3 separate regions of the Homo sapiens genome follow, and regions 2 and 3 are each linked to region 1. The links are chromatin contacts, found by Hi-C or POLR2A ChIA-PET in ENCODE. All regions are on one chromosome and are shown on one strand. The core of a region is the stretch at or near the end of the contact, and the rest is flanking DNA. Distances in the headings are between cores, read along the strand shown.

Region 1 (3,703 bases), core at 796-3,295:
CTGGACTGAAGGAATCCTCTTGCCTCAGCCTCCTCAGTAGCTGGGACTACAGGTACACACCACCACACCTGGCTGCTGTTGTTCTTACAATATTAATCTGGAGTAACCTGGTATTAACCAATCAGTTTTCTTTCTATTATTCTGTCTCAGTGCCCCACCTTACAAGGAAAGTAACTTTGAAAAGACCAACTTGTTTTTTGTTGTTTCTTCTTTCTTCAGCCCATTTTCTGTCTATAAAGCCAACCACATCTGCTCCATTCATGGGAACACCTATTCTGTTTTACTGAATGAAGTGGTGCCTGAATCTAGAATTGCAATAAAGCCAACCGAGATCTTTAAATTTGTTGTAATTTCACCTGACACTGTAGCATGCTTTGCTAACCTTTAGGGACATTTGAAAAACGATGTCTTAAGAATGTTCCAAGATTTTGGAATTTTTAAACTTTCCATGTTTGCTGTTTTGACTATTTTCTGTCTTTTCCTGTAAGGTTTATTTTTCAGGGCCAGCAGAAAAGGGAAAGCTGGGTAGATGATCCCAGGCCCATGTGGGAGAAGGATAGGTCATGGTTACCTCCAAGTACACCAGATCTGTAGGAGTGATCCAGGTGGTCTTTGGGGAAGATTAATTTGGGGGCAGTAATCAATATGGAGACTACAGTAATGATAAACACTTGAGAAAAACTGGGGAAAGCCAGATGAGAGAGAAGAAACTGAATTCGAATAGGAAGATGAATTAGCAAGATTCAGTGATTGAACAGGGTGTCTGTTATGGATCCTAACAGGCAAGATTTCAAGTCTTGGTCACTCACAAGCTGCACCAGTAATGCCATTGCTCTTGAGAAGACAATCAGTTTAGGAAACTTTCCTTACAGATCAGAATACAACCTTTAGCAAGTATTTACGCAAGCAGTATCTTGGCAAGTGTTCTTCTTGTAAATTTCTTATACTTCTCGTTGTCAAACTTTAAAAAATGCTATTACAGGTTAATATGCAGATGGCAGAGTTAGGAATTAGAGTGTGCAAGTTAATCATTCTAATTGGGTCACTCTTGTCATAGCCAACTAAAAGAATGGAGAAGCCAGTGCTGGGGGAAGCCCTCAGGGCACATAACATTGCTCTAAGAATGGAATTCTCAGCAAGCCTGGCTGCTGAAACCGCCTGCTGTAACCTGAAACAGGTTTTATCTTCAGGTTTTAGCTTCTCAAAGAACCTGCTGCAGCTGTAGGGCAAGCTTTACCAAGCCCCTTCCCTCACCAGTCAGAACTAACCAGCTACCCAAAACTTTACTAAATGTCAACGAACTTTCTAGAAAAACAATAGATAACTTTTTTTAAAAAATAAAACCCCCTAACTCCTCTTTGTTCTTCTGACATACTGAAGACCACCCTGTATGTGTAAATAACCTGAACTTGCAATTCCTGTGTCCCAAATAAAACGCTAAATGTACAGATTCGTCTCTTCGTATTTGACCTCGACAGGGAACGCAAGCAAAACCACACATTTAAAACAGACTTGGTAAAATCAGCTCGTTATTTAAAGAAACGGACGATTCCTTTTTCTCTCCTGGTTTAGTCTTCGACCCACAGGCCCCTTGCTTCTTTCGAACGGCGGCTGTATCCCATGACCTTTTCACTTTCCAAGCCAACGGACTGGGGGTCGTTACACACGCGGAGGGCCCGGAACGCACGGCTCCTCGCCTGCAAATTCCGAGCAGTCCGGATTTTGGGGCTGCCTCCCGGCCACACCAGCCAGCAGCTCGCACCCACATGGAGGCAGGGCCCTGGCCCTCGCCCCGGACCGGCGCGTGGCGGGGCGCGTGGGTCTTCGAGGGCCCGCGACGCGGCGCACATGCCGGTGCCCGCCTCCCGCGTCGGCGAGAAGACAGGGAGCTCGGACACGGGGAGGCTGACCCGGAGCCTACCCATGAGGCAGCGCGCCGGCTGCACGAGAGCCCCCCCCTTTCCACGGCTCGGCTGCCAGCTCCGCAATGGGAGCCGCCGCCGTCGCCGCAGTGTAGTTTTTCGTGCTCCTCCTTTTCCTCCTCCTCTTTCTCCTCCTCCTCAGGGCTCCAGTCAGGCCGATCCGCTCCGCTCACGGTAAGCGCCCCCCCGCCCCCGCCCGCCCTGCGCTGCAGCAGGCAGAGGCCCTCCCGCGCGGCCTGCGCCGCCTCACTCCGGGGGCGCTGGACTGGGGGTCTTGAGGCCGGCGCGGGTCGTCGGGAGCGCCCAGAGCGCGGGGGAGGAGACCGGCTGCGCGGCGGCGGCCGGACCGCCATCTTGCGTCGGCCCAGGCGGGGGAGGAGGTATCCCGGCGCGACGCGGCAGCCGCCTCGGCTGCTGCAGGCCTGGGCCGCGCAGGCCTTCGCCTTCTGCTCCTCCGCCACCTCCTCTCCCAGGCGTGTGCGCCTGTTTGTCCCCAGCCTGGTTTTGGCTTTTCTCTCTGGAGGCAACTCCCTTTGGTACATTTTGTGCCGATGTTTGGCCAAGACCCATGGTCCTCACACCACAGCCCACCCCCGTGTCTCTTCAGTCGTAGGAAAGGAGACCAAAGGGGATTCGGGATTTGCAGGCACAGGGCCCCTCATTTTGCCCAGATGACCGGTCGTTCCACGTTTGCACCCTCATTTTTGTCAAAGAGACCTCCCCTCCTCTGCCATAGAATTCCCGTTATTGTCTACAGAAGAAGGGCCCTGAGGAGAAACGTGGAGTTGGAGACAAAATTTTCTGAGCTTTGCAAGGTTCACTTACTGAGACGGAAAGAATGATCTCACTCTGAGGTTTTAGCCTGCTCCAGCGATGGAAGGAATTCCTCCCAACTTATCGCAAGTTTTAACGCTTTTAAGGAGAAATCTGCTGGAGAGGAAAAACGTCAAGGTGAACCCGCTTCTGCAAGCACGGGAGACCTTTGGCCAAAGGCCTTTGTTTGCGAAGATTTGTTAAAAAAAAAAAAATCTGTCATCTTAAATATTTGGCTTTATTTTCAGGTTTGGACAGAATTTGTCTTTTTTAGTGCCATGAAACATAAAATGGAACGCTAGAAGGACAGTTTTAAAGCACAAAAGCTGCCTCTTAGCATCTGTAAGGTGTCCTGCTTTGGGGGACTGCTGTGCCAACTCCAGCTGTCTCCACGCAGAAACTTAACCAGGGAAGGCACTGGTTTGCTTATACCATTGTTAGGGCTGTGTGCCTCTGATGTTTTAACATCACTACAAATACTGTTGTAATTGTGTCTTGCTTTTGTGCCTTTCATTGATAACCCCTGATTTGTATCTCTTAGCCCCTTTTGAAGTGGTCTGGGTTGCTGGAATCATTTTGCAGGCGAGGAAACAGAGCCTCAGGGAGAGGACTTTAATGAGGTCACTGACTAGGAAGAGCCAAGGCCAATTATATTAATAGAACCTTAGGTCTTCTGACTCCTTCTCCGGTGCTCAACTCTAGTATATACCATTTTTGTGGGAATGAGGTAGATGAGAATAGGCAAGGAGGCTCACTTAAAGATTTTAAGAAACATTACTCAGTTGCCCTTTCGTTGATATTTTTATACTTTACTTTTGAAATGCGGTTGTTATGTTGCCCAGGCTGGTCTCAGACTCCTGGGCTCAAGCTGACCTCTCACCTCAGCCTCCGTAGCTGGGATTACAGGTGTGCACCATCTAGCCTGGCTTTTATATTTTTATTCTCGAGTTAATTTCTTAACTTTGCAA
Region 2 (3,703 bases), core at 378-2,877, 1.4 Mb after region 1:
CACTGTCTGAAAATATGAAGATATTTTGAGAGAGACCACATAAAAGTTCACATAACTTTTATTATAGTATTGTGTTATACTTGTTATATTTTAATACTGTTAATCTCTTACTGTACCTAATTTGTATAAACTTTATCATAAGCGTGTGTGTATTTTTTACATATATAAAAACAATATATATAGAGTTTGGTACTGTCTACAGTTTCAAGCATCCACTAGGGATTTTGGAAACTATCTACTGAAGACGAGGGAGCAAGGGGGACTACTCTAAAAGAAACTGAGCACAATTTCCAAGATGAATACACACTCATAGTCTGGAAAAGAAACCACAAAGGATATTTGAAAACCATGTGATGTGAAACTTCAAGAGACTGCCAGTATTCATCTGGAACAAAACTTGTCTGCACTAAAAAGCAGTTTAATATTCGTAAAGCTATGGTAAACAAGAGCAGATAAATATTTTCTCCAAGAAGATCTGAAAAACAGAACAAAACAGGTAATAGTGGCACAAAAGTCAGGCAGTTCCACTTGCAAAACTTAAAATCTGCTGCTCTGGTTGGCTCCTTGTAAGGCACAGTAGTGACCTCTGGTCCCTCCACACCATTCTTAAAGCCAACTTGGTTGGTTATACAAGCACCACAGCGTCATCACTGGGTGACTGCCACTCTTTTAGTTTAACCAACTTTTCTTGCAACTTATTGTGTAAAGATAATATTAAAATAAATACAAAAAAAAAAGAGTGGGTTAACTAAGGCCTTAGGCTAATTAATTAGGTCATACTATGTGTGTATCTAATGAAAGAAACCAGCTAACAAATTACTAATTTGGGAAGCAGCCCTTTGTATATGTGCAATATAAAATGGTCCTCTGTACATATATATTGATGATTACTATTATATATGCCAGGCACTGTGTTAATTTCTTCACATGCATCTCACTTAATCCTCCAAACAATATTATGGGATAGGTATTATTAGCCCCATTTTACAGACGAGCAAATTGAGGCCCAGAAATTAAACTGCCTTGTCCAAATAAAGTTGTAAATTACTTATCAGGATTCAAACCCGGGTCTGTGTGATGTCTCCAAAGTCCTGCTCTTGACCACAAATGGACAGCCTGTCGGCCAAATACAGAGTATTTTTTAAAAAATTGAATTTAGTTGCCAACATTTAAAAATCAGAATTTATATTAAAATCTGTGTTTCCAGCATTTCCCAGCATTTCAAAACTCAAGATCTGGCAACACAGAGCTCAACGGGCAACTGGCTGGTAATGAAATGGAGGGGGTTCCTTTTAGATGGGGGTAGGAGCTCTCCAGACAGTGTCCCCTCACTCACCCCCGCGGCGCCTGGCGCTCTTCTCCTGGGTGTTGAAGTACAAGGTAGACTTTCTCTTTCGCAGCTTTATCTTGCCGTGGGAGCGGTTCTGGAGACCATGCAAAGTGAGGCTGGCATCTCCGCCCCCCGGCTCCATTCCGCACTTGCTTAGGGGCCTCCTCATCCCTGGCCGCCACCTTCCTAAGGCGGAAGAAAGCTGCAGTAGCGCGCTGCTCGTCCATCCATTAAGTTTGGCCTTTGAGAGCAGTCGTCGCTCGCAAGCCCGGAAGTAACCGGGAACGGGCAACTTCGTAGCTCCCACCCGACGTGGTGGCCTCCTTGCGGTTTCCTTTCGCCGTTTCCGAACCGAGGGATTGCTACTCGCCTTTGGCTTGGCGGTCTCTGTGCTCGGGGGTCCGAAAACTGCTGGAAGGCCCCCGGTCTCTGGAGGGGAGCAGGCGGTAGCGAGTTTAGTGACGTGGAGCAGGCGCAGAACAGTCGGAGGTACCTGAGTGGTTATTAAAAACGGTAACGGTAATTGTAGACGTCAGTGTTGGTGTTAACATTTCAGGTTCGTTGCTCTCACAAAAAATGCCTGTTCAACGAGGTAGGCAGGGTAGGGATGATTTAGCTTGTTGTACAGATGTGGAAACAGGCCGAATGGTTCCTATTTTTTTTGTTGTTGTTGCTGTTGTTAGGTTTTTTTTTTGTTTTTGTTTTTGTTTTTTTTTTTGAGACGGAGTTTCGCTCTTGTAGTCCAGGCTGGAGTGCAGTGGCGCAATCTGGGCTCACTGCAACTTCTGCCTCCCGGGTTCCAGTGATTTTCCTGCCTCAGCTCCCAAGTAGCTGGGACTACAGGCGCGCCACCACGCCTGGCCAATTTTTGTGTTTTTTTGTAGAGACGGGGTTTCACCATATTGGCCTGGCTGGTCTGGAACTCCTGACCTCGTGATCCGCCCGCCTCGGCCTCCCAAAGTGTTGGGATTACAGGCGTGAGCCACCGCGTGCGGCCCACTCCTCTTGTTAAAAGTAAAACCAGGCCGGGCGCGGTGGCTCACGCCTGTATTCCCAGTACTTTGGGAGGCCAAGACGGGCGGATCAGGAGGTCAGAGGATCGAGACCATCCTGGCTAACACGGTGAAACCCCGTCTCTACAAAAAATACAAAAAATTAGCCGGGTGTGGTGACACGCGCCTGTAGTCCCAGCTTCTCGGGAGGCTGAGGTAGGAGAATGGCGTTAACCGAGGAGGCGGAGCTTGCAGTGAGCCGAGATTGCGCCATTGCACTCCAGCCTGGGCGACAGAGCGAGACTCCGTCTCAAAAAAAAAAAAAAAAAGAAAAAGTATGCATTTAAAACCATTGAGAACATTCTGTAATAGAAAAGGTTTTAGTTTTGTCTTATACCCTTCCCTAATTCACTTCCTGTACTCCTTATGTATTTATATTCTTGTTTTAATTAGTAACATATTATAAAAATATTGTTCACTCCAGTGCAAAGTAGTGACATAACATCTTTTAAAAGGACATTGTACTAAGTGATGGCTTTGCTTTCCATTTTTGTATGCAGATTTGAAGAGATTTCCTGGGTGTGGAGTGTGACTTTCCAAAACCAGCTTTTCCTTGAGCTGTATTTGTTGCAGCAATGTTTAGGAGATTGACTTTTGCACAACTGCTTTTTGCCACTGTCCTTGGAATTGCTGGAGGAGTATATATTTTTCAACCAGTATTTGAACAGTATGCCAAAGATCAGAAGGAATTAAAAGAAAAGATGCAGTTGGTACAAGAATCAGAAGAGAAGAAAAGTTAATACTACATGGAGTTAGGCCTGGCGCAGTGGCTCACGCCTGTAATCCCAGCACTTTGGGAGGCCGAGGCGGGTGGATCAGGTGGTCAGGAGTTCAAGACCAGCCTGACCAACATGGTGAAACCCTGTCTCTACTGAAAATACAAAAATCAGCCAGGCTTGGTGGCATGCGCCTGTAATCCCAGCTACTTGGGAGGCTGAGGCAGGAGCATCACTTGAACCTGGGAGGCAGAGGTGGCAGTGAGTCAAGATCACGCTGCTGCACTCCAGCCTGGGTGACAGAGCGAGACTCCATCTAAAAAAACAAAAAGCAAAAAAACCCACAAATACCTCATGGAGATGAACTGTAATAATTGCTTAAAGTTCCATTTAATTATGTTAACTCTAATCTAGCAAAAACATAGATGTACTTAAAAATAAATCATGGATAATGATTTTTTAACCTAACACTGTTAATTTTAATGTTTATTGTATATTTGTCATTTTATGTCTTTTTACCAGGACAGATAAGTAATTTCCTTTTAAACAAAAGTGAATATTTTAGGAATATTTTCTACTTGAGGTTTATTTTTCTAGGAATTCAG
Region 3 (3,703 bases), core at 1,204-3,703, 1.3 Mb after region 1:
TTTGCTTTAAATATTAACAACACAGATACTGGATAATAGTAAATCATAAGAATTTTAAAATTTTGATGGTATCTCAACTGATCAGCTTTTCTTAAATTTTCTAGGTTTCCTCAGCACAGGGGAAAGCTTTATAGGTGGAAGGTGGAGGCCCTGTGACTTGCGCAGAAAAGTACCACTGTAATTTACTTTTATGGGCACCTAAGCAGGTTGCCCAGGGCAACTTGTAGATTTTGTTGTTGTTGTTGTTAATACTATCTCCTTCAGTCACTGAGAACTCTTTTTTATTTTTTTATTTTTTGAGATGGAGTTTTGCTCTTGTTGCCTAGGCTGGAGTGCAGTGGCGTGATCTTGGCTCACTGCAACCTCCGCCTCCCGGATTCAAGCGATTCTCTTGCCTCAGCCACCCGAGTAGCTGGGATTATAGGCATGCGTCACCACGCCCGGCTAATTTTGTGTTTTTAGTAGAGATAGTGTTTCTCCATGTTGGTCAGGCTGGTCTCGAACTCTTGAACTCAGGCGATTCGCCTGCCTCGGCCTCCCAGAGTACTGGGCCTTAAATGCTGGAATTATAGGCATGAGCCACCGCGCCCAGCTGAGAACTCTTCTTGTTATCAAATGACCCTCTTTACTACTGGTTCTAGAATTTCGTTCAGCTTTGGCTCAAAACATAATGCAGAAAACGAAATCTAGTAAAAACAGAAGACAAATTAGCTGATAAACTTTGTTGGCATAATTAGTACCATAAAATCTGGAAAAGCTAAATCTTAAATTAAAAATTTTTTAGATTTCCAGGATAATTCACAAATGTTTATAGATTCAGAAACAAAAGGTCCATTGCTTTATACTTTACATCATAGACAACCACTGCAGTTTTCTAATATGGGTTTCACCTTCTTCAAACCTGATATTCTTAAAATGTGGAGTTCAAACTGACTATAGTTAAGAACGAAACAAATAGCCAATACAAAGAATAATAAAAGGATGAGTTCAAATTATCTGCCACATGTCATCAACTTTTATTAAATGATAAAAAGGTTAATTAAAATTGTAAATGATTTTTCAGAAGAAATTACATCTTAAAATTGGCCTGTGAAAGTGGCTTGAAAGGTATAAAAATCTACCAGTAGCTGGTATTAGCTTTCTTAGTAATTTAATTTTCAGTTAGAGAAAGCCAGACCACTTTGACCTTTCGAAGTCCTTTGGTATAGATACATATACATTTAAAAAGATAAATGAAAACAAGCCATTGATTAATAATGCCCATCGCAGAAGCTGTAATTATAAAATTAAGATTTTTTGATGTCACTGTTGATGTTGAATATAGTTAATAGAAAAGCAAAAATAAAAAATAAAAAAGGTCTAATTTTGAGGCACTCTTTTGTCTCTGCTCAGGTCCACCGTCTTCCTTGCTAATGTTTACGTTTATTATTAATTTTTCCATTTATTTATTTACTTTTACCACAATTAGGGGACAGAGAATGAAACCTAAACTTTTTATTGCTTCTGTAAAGAGTGAATATAAATGTAAGATTTTTTTTTTTTGAGACGGAGTTTTGCTCTTGTTGCCCAGGCTGCAGTTCAGTGGCGCAATCTCGGCTCACTGCAACCTCTGCCTCCCAGGTTCAAGCAATTCTGCTGTCTCAGCCTCCCAAGTAGCTGGGATTACAGGCCCGCGCCACCTCTCCTGGCTAATTTTTTGTATTTAGTAGAGACGGAGTTTCACCATGTAGGTCAGGCTGGTCTCGAACTCCTGACCTCAGGTGATCCACCCGCTTCGGCCTCCCAAATTGCTGGGATTACAGGCGTTGAGCCCCGGCGCCCGGCCACCAAATCCTTTTTCAAAACAACTCCCTTCTTTGACACAGTGCAATTTAAATAAGTATACAATTAACAAAGTACGTTTTTCTTGTTCAAAACCATCACTGAACAGTTTGCAACAGTAGGGTATGAATGCATACAATCTCGATGGTCTTTACACCTTCAGAGGCTATTCGGACTTAAGGAAACGTGCATTTACAAGTGTAAATGTAAAAGCTCAGTAGTTGCCTTGTAAAGTGCTTTTCGGGGTTGTGGGGTTGGGGGTGGTAGGAGTAGGTGGTGCCTCAAATTATACTAGCGAATACCAACATTCCCAAACATCTAGCCCTCTGCCTAAACTCACCCGGTTGCGGTCTGTCATTTTCGCTCTTCTTTGTTAATTTTTTCGGCAAAGTCAGTTTTCATGCAGCAGATGGCAAGAAAGCCGGTGAACGCCTAGGGACGTGGCCTTTTAACCGCACCCAATTAAAGCAGCAAACAGAAGATGAATAGCTGGGTGGATCAGTATGTGTAAACCTATCCGTTTAATCCGGGGAGCTGTTTTCCCGGGTGAAACCACGAATTCTTTCTGGAGGTTGCAACTCGTAACCATAGCAACTGGAAGTGGTCGCCGGCTCCCGGATGTTGTGGGGATCTGCGGCCGCCTGGCCCAGCTTCCCGCAGCCGCCCGGCGGCGGCCTGCGCTCCACTTCGGGAGTGGTAGTTCTTCTCTTCACCGCTGCCGGGCAGGAGGCGCAGGCGGGACTACGCGTCACGGCATGCACTGCGGCGCCCAGCCGGTCACCGCCTGCCGGCTGCAGACGCCTGCGAGCAGGTTGTTTTTATAAGAGGCGTCATTGGCGCCCGAGCTGTGACCGCCGCCACTGGGGCAGCCAGCACAATCGGGCGGAGGTGGCGCTGCCCCTTCAGGTACTGTACTAGGCGGGCTTAGACCCCGGGAGGGGGTTTGTGCCGACTGTCTGAGTCCCTGGCCGACACGCTCGGCTCAGTAGAGGAGCAGTGGCGGGGTCCGCCTCCTAGGCTGGGGCTGCTCGGGCGGGGACTTGACGCCTGGTGTCAGCGGCCGCACGGGCGACCTCCTCGGGCCGTGCGCGAGTGCACAGCTCCGGAGGCCCGAGCCGACCCTGGGGCGTCCGGTCCGGTGGTCTTGCAGCCTCCAAACCCCGAGTGCTATACCGAACTGCGCGCCAAGGGTGGGAGAGCTGACGGCCTGGGCCACCCTTCTTCCTTCACTGGGCAGGCTTTGAGGTGCTTGTCGGTCTGGACTGATGAAAATCCATATGGTAAGATGTTATGTGCGTCACCCTGCCGGGTTTAATGCCAGCCTGTCTTTTGATGACATTTGAGCCCCCGTGATGTCAGGAATAGAAAGATTAAATATTAAATAATGCCCGGAGACTTCCGCTAGCACGCCAGCCTGATGATGATCAAATACCTCTCCATATCCTTCTCCAGTTCCAGTGGCCTCCTTTAGCTTTGGTCTCCCTAATCGATTTGTCCTCATTAGCAGCTGTCCCATGCAGTGCCTTGTACGCGTTGTTTATGTTTAGCACTATTGGGAGCGCCAAGTAAGGTATTTTATTGAGTGGTGAAGTTTGCACTGTTCTGCTCTACTTTTATTGAAAAACACAGTTGGGCATTCTTGTAGTTAGAATAGCTAACTATATAGTACTATGAATTTTAGATTTGTCTCCTCCAATCTACAGGATAGTGCTTGAAATATCGCTATTACTGCATCGTATCTTTTAAGATTAGAATCATATTGGGTCCCACACGTCTCAGGGGATATTTATCACACACATCCAGTGTGAATGGTTTACTTTTATTTTCTGAGTTCAGGTCATATAGCAGAAGATGGAGATGGTGAGGGTATTATTTTAATTCA

What was found. Hi-C counts contacts between places; a loop is a spot of excess contacts on that map. ChIA-PET counts read pairs that join two places held with the same protein, here RNA polymerase II (POLR2A). Pooled maps may share reads with other maps.
Region 2: a pooled map shows a loop between it and region 1 (8-fold over the local background). The contact joins the promoter of PIGBOS1 here to the promoter of ZNF280D in region 1. A Hi-C loop is called at or near these places in 6 of 50 pooled maps. POLR2A ChIA-PET finds 5 or more read pairs at or near these places in 2 of 52 experiments (AG04450 and MCF 10A).
Region 3: a map of CD8-positive, alpha-beta T cell shows a loop between it and region 1 (16-fold over the local background). The contact joins the promoter of PIERCE2 here to the promoter of ZNF280D in region 1. A Hi-C loop is called at or near these places in 2 of 168 maps with a recorded cell type or tissue (CD4-positive, alpha-beta memory T cell and CD8-positive, alpha-beta T cell) and 9 of 50 pooled maps.

Annotation. Positions count from the first base shown.
Region 1 is chr15:56,731,851-56,735,553 of GRCh38, reverse strand. It overlaps ZNF280D (zinc finger protein 280D), which reads left to right and starts at 2,045. Exons shown (of 22, transcript NM_017661.4): 1 at 2,045-2,096. RefSeq lists a silencer at 2,026-2,295.
Region 2 is chr15:55,317,047-55,320,749 of GRCh38, reverse strand. PIGBOS1 (PIGB opposite strand 1) reads left to right here and starts at 1,627. Exons shown (of 2, transcript NM_001308421.2): 1 at 1,627-1,886; 2 at 2,883-3,566. The coding sequence starts at 2,958. The coding sequence ends at 3,122. It overlaps PIGB (phosphatidylinositol glycan anchor biosynthesis class B), which reads right to left and starts at 1,528. Exons shown (of 12, transcript NM_004855.5): 1 at 1,337-1,528; 2 at 340-475. The coding sequence starts at 1,499. It also overlaps a transcript of RAB27A not described here. RefSeq lists enhancers at 1,269-1,348, 1,419-1,498, 1,559-1,648, 1,699-1,768.
Region 3 is chr15:55,407,245-55,410,947 of GRCh38, reverse strand. It overlaps PIERCE2 (piercer of microtubule wall 2), which reads right to left and starts at 2,453. Exons shown (of 2, transcript NM_001198784.2): 1 at 2,162-2,453. The coding sequence starts at 2,179. It overlaps CCPG1 (cell cycle progression 1), which reads left to right and starts at 2,589. Exons shown (of 9, transcript NM_001204450.2): 1 at 2,589-2,727. The region is part of intron 8 of DNAAF4-CCPG1 (DNAAF4-CCPG1 readthrough (NMD candidate)); the gene reads left to right. RefSeq lists enhancers at 2,210-2,409, 2,460-2,729, 3,090-3,369.